5 separate regions of the Homo sapiens genome follow, and all the other regions are linked to region 1. A link is a contact called in ENCODE Hi-C or POLR2A ChIA-PET data. All regions are on one chromosome and are shown on one strand. The core of a region is the stretch at or near the end of the contact, and the rest is flanking DNA. Distances in the headings are between cores, read along the strand shown.

What was found. Hi-C counts contacts between places; a loop is a spot of excess contacts on that map. ChIA-PET counts read pairs that join two places held with the same protein, here RNA polymerase II (POLR2A). Pooled maps may share reads with other maps.
Region 2: a map of CD8-positive, alpha-beta T cell shows a loop between it and region 1 (24-fold over the local background). The contact joins the promoter of PGM2 here to the promoter of WDR19 in region 1. A Hi-C loop is called at or near these places in 4 of 168 maps with a recorded cell type or tissue (B cell, CD8-positive, alpha-beta T cell and naive thymus-derived CD4-positive, alpha-beta T cell) and 11 of 50 pooled maps.
Region 3: a loop to region 1 is called in a map of naive thymus-derived CD4-positive, alpha-beta T cell, with 7 times the contacts of the local background. The contact joins the enhancer-like site here to the promoter of WDR19 in region 1. A Hi-C loop is called at or near these places in 1 of 168 maps with a recorded cell type or tissue (naive thymus-derived CD4-positive, alpha-beta T cell) and 10 of 50 pooled maps. POLR2A ChIA-PET finds 5 or more read pairs at or near these places in 1 of 52 experiments (naive thymus-derived CD8-positive, alpha-beta T cell).
Region 4: a loop to region 1 is called in a map of CD8-positive, alpha-beta T cell, with 3 times the contacts of the local background. The contact joins the enhancer-like site here to the promoter of WDR19 in region 1. A Hi-C loop is called at or near these places in 3 of 168 maps with a recorded cell type or tissue (CD8-positive, alpha-beta T cell and naive thymus-derived CD4-positive, alpha-beta T cell) and 9 of 50 pooled maps. POLR2A ChIA-PET finds 5 or more read pairs at or near these places in 2 of 52 experiments (activated T-cell and endothelial cell of umbilical vein).
Region 5: a map of naive thymus-derived CD4-positive, alpha-beta T cell shows a loop between it and region 1 (2.6-fold over the local background). The contact joins the enhancer-like site here to the promoter of WDR19 in region 1. A Hi-C loop is called at or near these places in 1 of 168 maps with a recorded cell type or tissue (naive thymus-derived CD4-positive, alpha-beta T cell) and 6 of 50 pooled maps. POLR2A ChIA-PET finds 5 or more read pairs at or near these places in 2 of 52 experiments (T-cell and activated T-cell).

Annotation. Positions count from the first base shown.
Region 1 is chr4:39,181,228-39,183,948 of GRCh38, forward strand. WDR19 (WD repeat domain 19) reads left to right here and starts at 1,302. Exons shown (of 37, transcript NM_025132.4): 1 at 1,302-1,336. The coding sequence starts at 1,331. RefSeq lists enhancers at 971-1,150, 1,002-1,296, 1,421-1,570, 2,271-2,340.
Region 2 is chr4:37,825,315-37,828,095 of GRCh38, forward strand. PGM2 (phosphoglucomutase 2) reads left to right here and starts at 1,372. Exons shown (of 14, transcript NM_018290.4): 1 at 1,372-1,499. The coding sequence starts at 1,419. RefSeq lists enhancers at 1-10, 1,043-1,544, 1,545-2,044 and a silencer at 1,255-1,554.
Region 3 is chr4:38,131,081-38,133,780 of GRCh38, forward strand. It overlaps TBC1D1 (TBC1 domain family member 1), which reads left to right. Exons shown (of 22, transcript NM_001396959.1): 21 at 2,004-2,177. Among named protein-coding and RNA genes, the nearest start is that of PTTG2, 170 kb to the left of the region's middle. RefSeq lists a silencer at 1,858-1,997. Within about 2 kb of position 1,336, at least 28 of the 41 ENCODE cell types and tissues checked have a DNase peak (open chromatin) inside an H3K27ac peak, as active enhancers do.
Region 4 is chr4:37,969,506-37,972,205 of GRCh38, forward strand. The region is part of intron 2 of TBC1D1 (TBC1 domain family member 1); the gene reads left to right. Among named protein-coding and RNA genes, the nearest start is that of PTTG2, 10 kb to the left of the region's middle. Within about 2 kb of position 1,411, at least 8 of the 41 ENCODE cell types and tissues checked have a DNase peak (open chromatin) inside an H3K27ac peak, as active enhancers do.
Region 5 is chr4:38,160,845-38,163,648 of GRCh38, forward strand. It overlaps LOC124900693 (a long non-coding RNA gene), which reads left to right. Exons shown (of 2, transcript XR_007058099.1): 2 at 1-702. Among named protein-coding and RNA genes, the nearest start is that of PTTG2, 200 kb to the left of the region's middle. RefSeq lists an enhancer at 3-504. Within about 2 kb of position 1,552, at least 16 of the 41 ENCODE cell types and tissues checked have a DNase peak (open chromatin) inside an H3K27ac peak, as active enhancers do.

The DNA of each region.
Region 1 (2,721 bases), core at 52-2,551:
TTTACGATTAAGGGAATAAATTAATAATGTTTACTAAAACAGACCCAGATATCGGGATATCTGGAGAACAAAGGCATTCCTAATTTTGCTTTAAAGATAATAATATCAATTCCTGCAAAATAATTAAGAAAATTAATCTTTGATCACAAACCCTTGTAGCAGAGCACATCTCCCCATATATACAAGCATTGTACCTAGGGTGGATGCGTCCCTTCTCTTGCTTTCAGGAATGTCCTACTCTGTCTATGGAGTAGCTGTCCTTTCACCACTTTACGTGTTTTAATAAACTTGCTTTTCTCAGCACTGAGAACTCGCCCTGAATTCTTTCTTGCGCGCGATCCAAGAACCCTCTCTTGGGGTCTGGATCCGGACCCCTGTCGTAACGTAACTGAAAACCCCAGTGCAAAGGCATAGCACCCTACTTAAGAATTTGCAAACATTCATTATTAGTTATTTCAAATCATTGATTAACTTTCTCTAAGCCAATCAGATTCCTACCTGATGTCGAAAAGAAAAGCAAAAGGTAGACTGTTTCAACACTTTCAGACGCTTGGGTAAAAGATGCACTTTCATGCTATAAATAATGCAGCACAAATACTGTACAACAGGGCTTTATACTTGGGGAAAAGCTGCCAGATCCAAACTCTAAAGGAAAACTATTGGAGCTCATTTTTCCTGCCCACGTTAGCTAGCACATTTTGTTGACATTGAAAAAAAAAAAAGATTTTGGTGAAACTGAAAAAAAAAAAGCACCAACAACCCTACCTTGAAATAAACTATTGTACCTCTTATGCCTCCTCCCTTCTACCCCAGAAACCTGGAAGAAAAAAAGATATACCCGAGCTCGTCCAACCCCTCTTTGCGTGGACTGTATAGGAGTATTTAGCCCATCCTGCCTCCTTTAATCTAACATTCTGCGTCTTCTTTCCTTCAGCTTCTCGGCGCCCCCTTTGGCCAGCACTGACATCTTAGTCATCGCGGTCCAAAATTTACGCACGCGCCTTTGAGGGCTCACAGAGCCCGTCTCTCCCGGACGAATCTCATCCAATCAGAGCCAGCCAGGAAGCCGAGGCTCAGCAAGGCCTCGCGACGCCCAACTTCCCAGGGTTAGCGTCTCTGATGTCATGTGATTCCACCCTCCGCCTCTCACCCACCCTCGCAGAGGGCGGTGCGCTTGGCCCGGCCCCTCGAGGCACCGCCTTTCAATTAGCACTCGCTGATTGGTCGCTGCTCGCGCGGTCTCCTGGGTGACGGGAACGCGGTAGCCTGCTTGGTGGAGACCGGGTGCGCCTGCGTACTTCATAGTTCGCGTAGCGGCTCGAGCGTGGAGATGAAGGTAAATAACTTACAAATTCCCGGGGTGGGGCGGGAAAACGCGACTACTGGCCCTTGGTCGCTTTTAAAAGAGGATATCTGTCCCTCTCCCTTCTGAGTTCGTTGGAAATGAGGAAGAGAGAGAGAGAGAGAGGTGGCCAGAGAGAGCGGGGGCGAAGCTGAAGGGACGAGAGAAAGGAAAGAAAATAGGAGGAGAGGAGAGGGCGGAGAGAGAGGCCTCTCGTTTTGGGGACTGCAGACGCCGTAGAAGCGGTGCAGAAAGTGGGAACCCCTCCCTGGCCGAAATGAGCGGACTGGATCTAAAGATACCCCAGCTTCGCACGCGGAAAGAACTGGTCGAGTTAACGCGTTTGGAGGGTCGCTGTGAAGTTGACTGGGTCCGATGTCACGAGCTACCTCATTTCTTGGGGCTAAGCCTCTGGCAAGCCGCGCAGCTGCCCAGCGCCTTAAAAAGAATGAAAAGCCTCCTAAAGAATAACTTCAAAATGTATTACCTGTGACCAGTCCAATCACCTGCTAGCGAGTGTACATTATTGACGGGAAATCTGCACCCGAAAACTCAGGTCTCACGCTCATGTGCCTCATCCTCTGCACGCACGGTTTCTAGGCTTGGGCTTCTTGTTCACCCCACTTTCTGATTTATCAGAGCAGTCCCCCCTTGCTCTGCTCTGGCAAAGAAATGGAAGGCTTTTTTTTTTTTTTTTTTTTACTGAGTCTCGCTCTGTTACCCAGGCTGGAGTGCAGTGGCGCAATCTCTGCTCCCTGCAACCTCCACCTCCTGGGTTCAAGCGATTCTCCTGCCTCAGCCCCCCGAGTAGCTGGGACTACAGGCGCGTGCCACCACACCCAGCTAATTTTTTGTATTTTTAGTAGAGATGGGGTTTCACCGTGTTAGCCAGGATGCTGTCACTCTCCTGACCTCATGATCCCCCGACCTCGGGCTCCCAAAGTGCTGAGATTACAGGCGTGAGCCACCGCGCCCGGCTGGAAGGCTCAATTTTAAAATTATTTTAGATGTCCTCATGCTTCTTCGTGGCTATTAGTGTGGAAATTGGAATTGACGGACCAGTAATCATAACTCCCATTTTTATTTCTAAAGCTCTTTACAATTTATGAAATATTAGAAGTGAAGAGTTATTATTCATGATTTACAGTTGAGAATTTTTTGCTGGAGGCAATTTAAACGACTTACTTAAAGCCCTACAGCTAATAAGCTACAAACAAAATTTAAGTCTTGGTTTTTTGGTTGTGAAACTAGCAGTTTTTCCTCTGCACGGTATGTGGAGCATCTATAGAGCTCCACTGAAAAAAAATAATATGAAATCACAGCTAGAGGCAAGTCAGCCATTGAAGGTAATGAAATTCAAGTTTAAGGACTTCTCACTT
Region 2 (2,781 bases), core at 122-2,621, 1.4 Mb before region 1:
AGTTCACCTGCATTGCTCTATCAATGTGCCATGATTTATTTATATGAATTGGTATGGATATACTACCAAGTATTTATCCATTGTATTGTCGATGGTCATCTGGGTTGTTTCCAGTTTGAGGCTTTTACAAATAATGCTGCTAGAAATATTCTTGCCCGTGCTTTTTTATGCTTATGGGTATGCATCTTCTTTATGGCTTGGTGATACCAGCGTCAGGAAGATGTGCTCCTATGTTAGTTTCCCTAAGTTTCACGCTACTATGGAAAGAGACCACCATTTCTGCTGTCCTTCCCAGCTTCTCCCCCACCTCCCCTTTTCCCTAGTTTATAAGACAGGAGAAAAGAGAGAAAGCAAAAAGTTGGAAAAAAACAGAAGTAAGATAAATAGCTAGACGACCTTGGCGCCACCACCTGGCCCTGGTGGTTAAAATAATAATAATAATATTAACCCCTGACCAAAACTACTGGCGTTATCCGTAAATTCCAGACATCGTATGAGAAAGCACTGTAAAACTTCTTGTTCTGTTAGCTGATGTATGTAGCCCCCAGTCACGTTCCTCACGCTTACTTGATCTATCATGACCCTTTCACGTAGACAGACCCCTTAGCGTTGTAAGCCCTTAAAATGGCTAGGAATTTCTTTTTCAGGGAGCTCGGCTCTTAAGACGCGAGTCTGCCGACGCTCCCGGCCGAATAAAAACCTCTTCCTTCTTTAATCCGGTGTCTGAGGAGTTTTGTCTGCGGCTCCTCCTGCTACACTACCTTTCGCACTTAGAGATACAATTGATCTGGAGTTCAGAGCTGTGTGTGATGGGAGGTAGGGGGCCAAGTTCCCTTTTTTCTTTTCCCTACGTGGATATCCCTTTGACCGAGCACCATTAACCAAAAATAGTTCCTTCCTGTGCTCTGCAGCCCCGCCTCTGAAATAAATTGTCCATACACGTGTATTTTTGTTTCTGGTCTCTATCTTATGTTCCACTGGTCTTCCTACTTTGCTTTTCTTTTTCAAGATTTTTTTCTGGCTGTTCTTGACCCTCTGAGTTTCTACATAGTCTTCAGGCCCCTATCTGGGTGCACTTCCTGGTATCCCAGCATCTGACATGTGCCTGGCGCGCAGCAGGAACTCACGGCTGGCTGTAGCCTGGATGCATCAGAGACGATGGCAAACCCTTCTCACACGTGCCAGGTTCCAGCAACCCACCCTAGCCCCGCAATTCCTCCTCGCTCACTCCCACCCCCTGCAGCGCACCCGCAAACGGCAAGGAGGCGTGCCCGCCGCGGCGCGCGTCACTTTCCCCCGGACCGACTGGCTCCGCCGCGGCTCTCCCCGCCCCCGCCTCCGCCTCCACGTCTTGGGGCCGGGCCGGAAGGCAGATCTCACCGCCTGCTTCCCTCTGCAGCGGTAGCACAAGCTCAGCGATGGCGGCTCCAGAAGGCAGCGGTCTAGGCGAGGACGCCCGGCTGGACCAGGAGACCGCCCAGTGGCTGCGCTGGGACAAGGTGAGGGGCACCAGCAGGCGGGGAGCGCCTGGAGCGGGGCCGGGTGCTCTGCCCTCTCCAGGCGCGGCGCTGCTTGCTCTGCCTGAGCTGCCTTCCCGCCCAGTGCATCCCGCTTCTCCCCCGGGAAGACCCAGGAGCGTACGGCCGCTGCTAGGCTTCCTTCGACCTGGCCGGCATGCGGCACGTTCAGAGTTAGGCCGGGAAGGCTTGTCCCCGGACGAAACCAGCCATCCGGCCGGCCGGACTGCAAGTTCGGAGTAGAGGAGCGAGCCAGGGTGGTGTAAGCGCGGCCAGACCCTGGACGCTGTCTAGTTGAGGGGCGCACGCCTTACTGTCACTCAGACCGCTGGCTCGTCGTCGGTAGTCGGCTGTGCATCCCCATGGACCCAGAATCGCTCCGTCCCGCGTATTCCTTTGGCCGCTGAGACCTTTGCAGAGCAGCGTTCTGGTCCGGTCCTCCCATCCCGAGGGCTTGGTTACAAACGTGGGTTGTCCTCCCGGGTGGGCCCGCCTGGCTTCAGGAGTCCCCCTTAGAACTTTGACTGCCAGGGAGGCACACCTGGGACACAGCACGGTTTTCTCTCTCTTCATTCCGTTTCTTAGAATCAGGAACCCAGCTCTGGACATCACTCCCTCTCCTCTCTATAAACTTGCGTCTCGCCCTTTCGACCTGTTCTGCTTGCTGTTAGGTTTTCTCGGAATGTCCCTCGCTGCTCTCCTGCTGAACTTGTTTCTCCCGTTGTGACTCATATTTTGTGCCTGAACTTAAATGTGGCTTACGTAGAGAGTCAGTCCTTCCTTGGCTCCGAAGCGTTAAATTATTTATCCCTAATATTCACTCTAAACAGTCTGTTATTTTCCTTTATAGCTCTTACTACAAATGGTAAAAACAAAAAACTCCAAAAACACTTGTTTGTAGGTTTGTTTAATGTCTGTCTCCAGGGCCGACTTCAGGGGCGAGAGACCCCTGCAGTCTCACAGGACTCGCGCTCCTTGAAGGGCCCACTGTTGTTTTAATGTCCTGCTGTCCTGTCTTGAAAGTCTTACTGGTAAAACAAGAGGTCACCCACTTTCATTGTGCACTGGACCTCCATAAATTATGTGGCCAGGCCTCTCTATTCTCACTACCTTGGTTTGTAGTGCCTGGCATAGGCATAGTGCATGACACATAGTAGGTCACTGAAATACTTGAATGAACAAAGAAGATTACAAGGTCAGTAGGGGTCAGGTCTTTGTCTTTATTTACCATTCTCTGGCCCCTACAAATAAAATGTCAGCAAAT
Region 3 (2,700 bases), core at 86-2,585, 1.1 Mb before region 1:
AGGAGTCTTGGCAGTCAGGAGATCATCAGGCAATTAAGCAGAGATGATTGTGACCCAGGGTGGTTCCTAGGGATTAATGGAGGCCTGGAAGAGTTTATGGCTTTGGGTACTGCTGAGAGCCATTAACTTAACACAGAACATCAATCCGTAGGAAAAGCCAGAGGTTTTGTTCCCAGGCTTTCCAGGTTAGGAGATCACTTAAATCTTTGTGAAAGAAAAAAAGTAATAGTGTACATGACATTTATTCAGCACCATATTTATAATTATACATGAGTGCCAAACAATCTCAGTTTTAACATTTGTGGTTTTTACTGTTCAGACTATTCAGAAGTTCCATGACGTGGCATCCATTGATGATGGTTTTGCTGAGGTTGAAATGTGAGGGTTTTGTGGCAGGTGTGTGGAAGCAGATCCCTTAGCTAAGAGAGCGCCTGCTCAACCTGCCAGGCGTGTGCTGGGAACTTCCAGGAGTTGCCTCGTTTAATTCTCACAGCCATCCTGGGAGGTAGGCGCTGTCTGCCCCAGGTGGGAGGCCAGGAACTGTGGCTGAGAGAGGTTAAGTACCGAGCTCAAGTCATTCATAGAGTCGCCAGTGGAGCCGCAATTTTAAGGCTGACTCAAAGCCTCTGAGCCAGTTACCTCGGCTGTCAAATGGAGATAATAATCCCTGCTGACCTCACGGTCGCTCTGAAGGACAAAAGAGAATCAGTTCAATCCAGTAAACAATTCTCTCTCTCCCTCTTACTCCCCTCGCACACATGCACACACACCCCACAGATATAATGGATTTTAGTTTTTAGGCATCAAATGACTTTTGTGCCTTATTAATATTATCCACTGAATCAAAAACAGCAAGCTGAAAAATTCATCTCAAGGAAGAGAAAATAAGATTGTTGGGAATGGTGAGAAAGGAAACATGGTTTTTGAAAATTGATTCCAGGGAAGATAGGCTAGTTTGAATGCCAGTAGGGAGCCATCAGAAGAAGTAGTTTTACACTGATTTTTAACAATATTGGAGTTGCTTAAGGCAATGCAATAGAGAGGCAGTTTCTGCCCTTTTAAAGCCTGACTTCACTTTCTGAATGTGTGTTCTGATCTAGCAGGGTTTTTTTTTTTTTTCTTTTAAGATGGTCCCAGCTTGACTGCATTCTCAGATCCATCAGATAAACGTTAGGGCTTCACTGCTGTGCTGAGAGGCCCCAGCCCCTGGGGTTCTCTCATAGAAACAACTGGAAAGAAAGGAAATGCCTTGGGCAGCAGCAGCAGCAGCTGTCTTCTGATTCTGCTTTCCGCCCTGCCTTCCTTACCAAGAGAAAGTACAGACACGGACGGCTTGAGTCACTTAGGCACTTAGGAGTTGTTTTTCACACGTGTGGTGTTTTCGTCACCATTACTATTGTGGGAAAGAAGACAACTCAGGCATCGTTTCGTATTCACTCATCTGTGTGGGTGACATGTGGGTTTTGGCTCATTTCTGCATATTTGTGTGCAAAGGAGAGTTTTTTAGTAAACAGTCCCATTACTTAGCTGTTCTTGTAACTCTGAAAACCCAACTGAACTATAATTAAACTTTGACTTGGTGACTCTGCAAACAGGCTATGATTCTTTTGTTTCTTTTCTCCTTTTAACCCATAGTTGATGTATCTAACCTAACAGAATTTTCAGAGAAAAGAAGTGAAATAAGAACTAAAAATAAATTTTTATGTCTTTAAAAATGAGAGGTTTTTTTTTTTTTTTTGGCTTTTGGAAGGTGAGTATCAAAAACCTGTACTTAATGTTACCTTGGAATTATTTCTAGATGTTTCTTATATCCTTTTGTCCCAAGTAAAATTATTACCTTCTCAGTGCGTAGTTTTTCTTATTTATTACTTCTAGTACCAAGTGTAGAGCTAAGCGTAGAGGAGACGCTTCACAGGTGCGCATTGTCGTGATTGCAGACGCCTGCCTGTACTTGTGGGGTTTTTCTCAGTTTTAGTACGTGATGACTTTTCTTTCTATAACAGGTATTTGAAATGGACATCGCTAAACAGTTACAAGCTTATGAAGTTGAGTACCACGTCCTTCAAGAAGAACTTATCGATTCCTCTCCTCTCAGTGACAACCAAAGAATGGATAAATTAGAGAAAACCAACAGCAGCTTACGCAAACAGAACCTTGACCTCCTTGAACAGTTGCAGGTAGAGCATATTTATAAAGCAGCTTCCTGAATCACAAATATATGGTAGTTCATTAACTCACCAAAGGCAACAGCAGGCTGGGCTTTCCCATGACCAGAGGACCTTTCCCACCCTGATCTGTTTATAGTTGGGATCAAAGGTATCCCGGGAGAATGGGTCCTTTTTATTATGGAGCAGACAGATTGTCCTTTGCTAAGGTCAGGCAGTCCCAGAGCTTTCTGAGAGGCTGTTTCTGCACTTAACTCTTTTAGGGGACAGGCCCAGAGATGAACTTGGATTCAGGATGCCGTGGCCTGTTAGCTGAATGCCAGCCGTTGTCATTACTCAAAGAGAATCTAAGAGCTTTTAACTTCTATGAGCAAAACCAGCTAGGTCCACAGAGGGATGGTAAAGGAGGAAAGTAACACAGAAATAAATATAACAAACCAGAAGAGATGATAATTCTTTGTGAGTCCTTGGTGCATATACAAAGATTTGATTAATGAAGGTCTCAGTTCTCCCCTCTAGAAACTTCCATTTCAAC
Region 4 (2,700 bases), core at 161-2,660, 1.2 Mb before region 1:
TGGCTAATTTTTGTATTTTTGGTGGAGATGGGGTTTCACCACGTTGGCCAGGCTGGCCTTGAACTCTTGACCTCGGGTGATCCACTGCCTCAGCCTCCCAAAAAGTGCTGGGATTACAGGCATGAGTCACCACACCCAGCCAAAACTATCCCTTTTAAGTGTGGGATCCATTATTACAAAGGCCCAGTGACTTAACTTACCTAAAGTCATTCAATCATCATCACACAGCGGGATTTACCAAAATTAAGATGTAATTTACATTCTGTAACATTTTGGTATTTAGTAAATCCACAAATTTTGGTATTTAGTATATTAATGTAACCATCATCACCATCTAATTCCAAAACATTGTCATCACTGCAAAAAGAAACCCTGCACCCATTAGCAGTCTCTCCCTATTTTCTCCTCTCTCCAGCCCCCGGTAACTACTAGTCTATTTTCTGTCTCTATGGATTTGCCTGTTCTGGATATTTCATATAAATAGAATCATACAGTATGCAGTCTTTTGTAACTGGCTTATTTCAATTGGCATAGTGCTTTCAAGGTCCATCAGTGCTGTGGCATGTATCAGTACTTCATTACTTTTTATAGCCAAATAATATTCCATTGTGTGGATATACCATATCTTGTTGATCCATTCATCAGTTGAAGGGCAGCTGGGTTGTTTCCACTCTTGGGAGTTGTGCTGCTGTGCACATTCATGGACACATTTTTACATGGGCATATATGTTTTCAATTTATGCAGAGGGATTTTTAGTATTAGATTTTCAGGATTTGGTATTATCCTTGGCAAATATGGGTTTCTTTGGAAACAAATTTTTCTGTTTGTAAGAGATGATTGCATATCATCAAACTTACACTAACATTCCCTCTCCACTATGAAGCTCTGATTTCTGTCCTATCTCCTCCTATGCAAGGCCTGATTTCCAGAGAACGTTAATCTTCTAAGCCTTTCTCCATGCGGATCCTTCTTCCTGGAAAGCCCATTCCCTCTCCACCTTCTGTAAATGGCCTGAAACCAGCCAGGAAGCTGGGTTTTCCTTTGCAGCCTGAAGTTATTTTCCTTCCTCTGGGAACTCATCGAAGCTTCACCTGGACTTTGAGGGAAAATAACTTCAGGCTTTTGTCACTCTTTTCCCTGCCTGAGCTTCCCTGCTACCCTCTATGCCCCTTGAGGGCAGGATTCTGGTCTGACTCCATTTTGCTATTTCCTGCAAGGACTTCTGTGGCTTTCCAAAATAGGTGCTAATGAATATTCATATTTGTGAACTGAATTCCTGATCCATTGCCAAGTGGTTCTGATTCACTTGAAACCCAGTTGAACTTCCTTGTAGAGTTTGTATTACAATGGCTCTATTTTTAACCAGGTCTTAGGGTGGGGAGGAGCAAGCTGGCAGAGTGAGGTCATTCTTTTGCATGTGTCCCTGCCTCACTGGCCCCCCCCACTAGAGGGCAGCCTGCCTGGCATCACCTCCTAAACTTACAGGAGGTTTTGCCGCCCTTGCTTCTTGTTCCTCCTCAAAAGAAGAAATTGGCAGAAGAGCTGGGGCAGGAGTGTCAGGGTTTGTTTTGGTGGGGATATGGTCAGGCTTAGTAGGGAAGCAACTCTTCCAGTTCCCAGACCGGCCCCCCTGCCTTTCAAGTCCTCCGTTAATGTCTCAGGAGTGCTGAGATGGTGAGACATTAAAGCATCCTTTTAAAGTTACTTAGACAACAATTTGAGATTTCTGTAGGGATACTGTATTAGTCTATTCTTATGCTGTTAATAAAGACATACCTAAGACTGGGTAATTATAAAGGAAAGCGGTTTATTGACTCACAATTCCACGTGGCTGGGGAGGCCTCAAAATCATGGTAGAAGGCAAGAAGGAGCAAGTCACATCTTACACGGCAACAGACAGGAGAAGAATTGAGAGCCGAACAAAAAGGGTTTTGCCTTATAAAACCATCAGATCTCATGAGACTCATTCACTACCATGAGAACAGGATGAGGGAAATCACCCCCATGATTCAGTTATCTCCCACTGTGTCCCTCCCACAACTCATGGGAATTATGGGAGCTACAATTCAAGATGAGATTTGGGTGGGGACACAGCCAAACCATATCAGATACTATCGTGTTTAGATCTCTGCAGTCCTATTTGGATAGCCTATTGCTTTCCACAGAGCAACTATATATATATATTTTAAAGTAAAGGATCTAAAACTGTAAGAGTGGTTCTTGATCCTGGCTGATAATCAGAATCACTTGCTAGAATATATTTCTAAGCTTTAAGTAAACCCAGAGTCAACATTATGGGTCAACACCAATAATGACCTCTGTGGCTGAATTCAGTGGGCTGACACATTTGACTTGGCTAGGTGGAGTGTTTTAATAATTGAGAATGCATTCTCTAAGATGCTGTAGTTACTTCATTCTTTATCCTCTCACACCTTGCCCTCTTCACACATTTATATGACCTGCTTGCTCTTTGAGGTCTCTGAGAATTTGACCTTTGCTCCAAAACAGCCCAATCATCTGAGACCCTCTACTCTCTCTCTCACTTGGCCACCTTCCCATTACAGGTGACTCTGATAGACAATCAGGGCTGGAAACTATCAGTGTCTTTGAGCAATGACTATTCTGTCTGCAGAGGTTCTCAATTCTGACTGCATGAGAGAAACACCTTGGAGATGTTAAAAATTACTGATGCCTGGCTG
Region 5 (2,804 bases), core at 302-2,801, 1.0 Mb before region 1:
CCTGCTCCTTACTCCTCCTGTCCAGCTGACCTGATTAGGCAGGTGACCTGAGTGAGAAATAAACTTCAGCTATCTTCAGCTACGAAGGCTTCAGGGTCATATTATTACCAAAGCATAACCTAGGCTTTCCTGACTCATGCTTTTGTACAAGCTCTTCCCTTTGCCTAACATGACCCCCTTCAGCTGCCTGGGAAAGTCTTACTGATCATTCCAGCCCCATTGATCTTCTCTTCTGTGAAACCTGATCTGAGTCATTGCAAAAGAAAGCTAACTACTTCCTCCTGTGCTCCCATGGCAACTTGTAAACAATGCTGACATCATCCTCATCGCTGGTTATCATAACAATTTAATATCCATCAATTCATATGGTACTAGATCATGGGTGCATTGAGGGCAGGGACTGTGTGTCCATCCAGCTATCAAATTTGTATCTCCAGCACCCCACAGAAGGATTTGCATACAGACGATACCCAATCCAATGAATGATGAATGAATAAAAAACTGACTAAATGTAATCTGTACAGAATAGGCTTTTGGCTGAGCATGATGGGGGAGGTCTGGGTCATACAGTGAAAACACTGTATGGGACTCTATAGTTTGCAGACATTAGAAGACAATAATTGCCATTTTGAGCTTATGTTGAATTCATATTGGCCTGTATAATGTGTATTACTATAGAAAATAAAACTTTCATACATACAATCAGGAAGGTGATTCTTCAAAGAGTGTCTAAAAATTAATTATGACTCATGAGTGAGTGCACGAGAGTGGAATCAATGTGGGTCCTGTTAGTGGAGAGTGTTTATTTAGGAAACAACACTGCACATGTGTAACAGCCAGAATGACGATTAAGATCACGTGTAACTGGCACATTACAAAAAGGTGGAAAGGACACTGTGAACAAAATGCAACTCTATCTATCATCTGTCTACCTATCTATCATCTCTCGATTTATCTACCTACCTATCATCTATCAATCTATTATCTATCATCTATTAGCTATTATCTATCTATCTTCTGTCTATCATCTATCTATCATCTACCTATTATCTATCATCTATCTACTATCTATCATCTATCTACCTATCATCTGTCTATTATCTATCTATCTATCAATCTATCTATTATCTATCTATCATCTATCTATCTATCTATCTATCTATCAATCATCTATCTATCTTCTATCATCACCTATAAATCCCATGACAGCAGTAGGGGCAGATCTAAGTTTTGTGGGGCCTCTCATTGCCTCTTTAAATTAATTCTATTGGGTAGGGGCAGCATTCCTCTACCCCTGCTGATGACTTGGGTAGACCAGAGATCTCAAGGTCACATTCAGACAATAAAATATCCTTTGAATTGCACAAAATGGCCTCCATTCAGATTTTAGCATTCCAAGTTGCAGATAATAGTTAAAACTTCAGAAACAATTTAGCTTTAAATCTTCTTTCCTTCCCTGGCTGGGACCTGTCTCACCCAGGAAGTCTGCCCTGGGAAGGGGTCATGGCCCTCTTCCTTTCCCCTCCCTCTGCTCACCTCCTTCCCTTTGTTTGCTGCTATTTCCCTCCATTCCTGGAATGAAGCCCAGAAAGGGGAGAGGTATGAGGATGAAACAGCTCTCATGTGGCTGGGCAGCCTAAGGCTTTTGGGCCGGACAGCTGGCCTCCCTGGAGCAGCCTGGCTGATGATTAAAGCTGACCCTGCCATGAGCTCCACAAAGGCCTCCAGCTGGGCTGCTCTCGCCTGTGGTTCCATTGACCCAGGCTGAAGCACCTCTGTCCCTTCAGGTGGTCTCATGTGATTCTTTCCCCAGCTCCTGGGATTCTGGAGGTGCCACGTCCAGTCCCTCTGCTGAGGTCTTCAGTCCATGCCTTTAAGCCCCAAGACCACCCCACACTACCCCACACCTGCTTCTTTTCCCACGGGGCCCTCATCTGGTCTTGGGACATGCTGCTTGCTCTGCCACAATAGTATCCATCGGTTAAAATATTTTGGCGCTGTCCTATGTCCTTTGCATTTATTACCTAATTAATAATGCTCACAACCAAGTAGGTACATTTGGCAGGCTGTATCCATGGGTATTTCCTGTAAAATTTCTGTCCCTGGTTTTGCCATCATGAAACACTGTGTGCACATTTCATTTGTCATTGATTTTGGCTGCAGAAACAGGAATCAGGAGATTGAGGCTTTATCTTGGCTTGACCATGAACTCACTGTAAAGCTTACGGCAAGTCAGCCATATCTCTGGGCCTCAGTTTCCACAGCAATAAAATAGGGAAGTGGAATGGATTCATCCTTACAAGGTTCCTTTTCTTTTCTTTTTTTTTTTCTTTTGAGACAGAGTCTCGCACTATCGCCTGAACTGGAGTGCAGTGGTGCAATCTTGGCTCACTGCAACCTGTGCCTCTCAGGTTCAAGCGAGTCTCCTGCCTCAGCCTTCCAAGTAGTTGGACTACAGGTGCACCACCACACCCAGCTAATATTTGTATTTTTAGTAGAGATAGGATTTCAGCATGTTGGCCAGGCTGGTCTCAAACTCCTGACCTTGTGATTCACCTGTCTCGGCCTCCCAAGGTGCTGTGATTACAGGTGTGAGCCATGGTGCCCAGCCCCAAGGTTCCTTTTCACAGTAAAAGTCCATGATTTAAGAAATAATTCTAGGATAAAGAAATGCGTGTAGGCTTGGGGATAGGAGGGGAAAGGCTAGTTAGGATGTGGGGTTCAAGGATTTAAGTAATCCTTAAAGGTCCTAAGCATCCTTCAATATTGAACAAACTTAAATATGGATCTAAAATGCCTTGGAA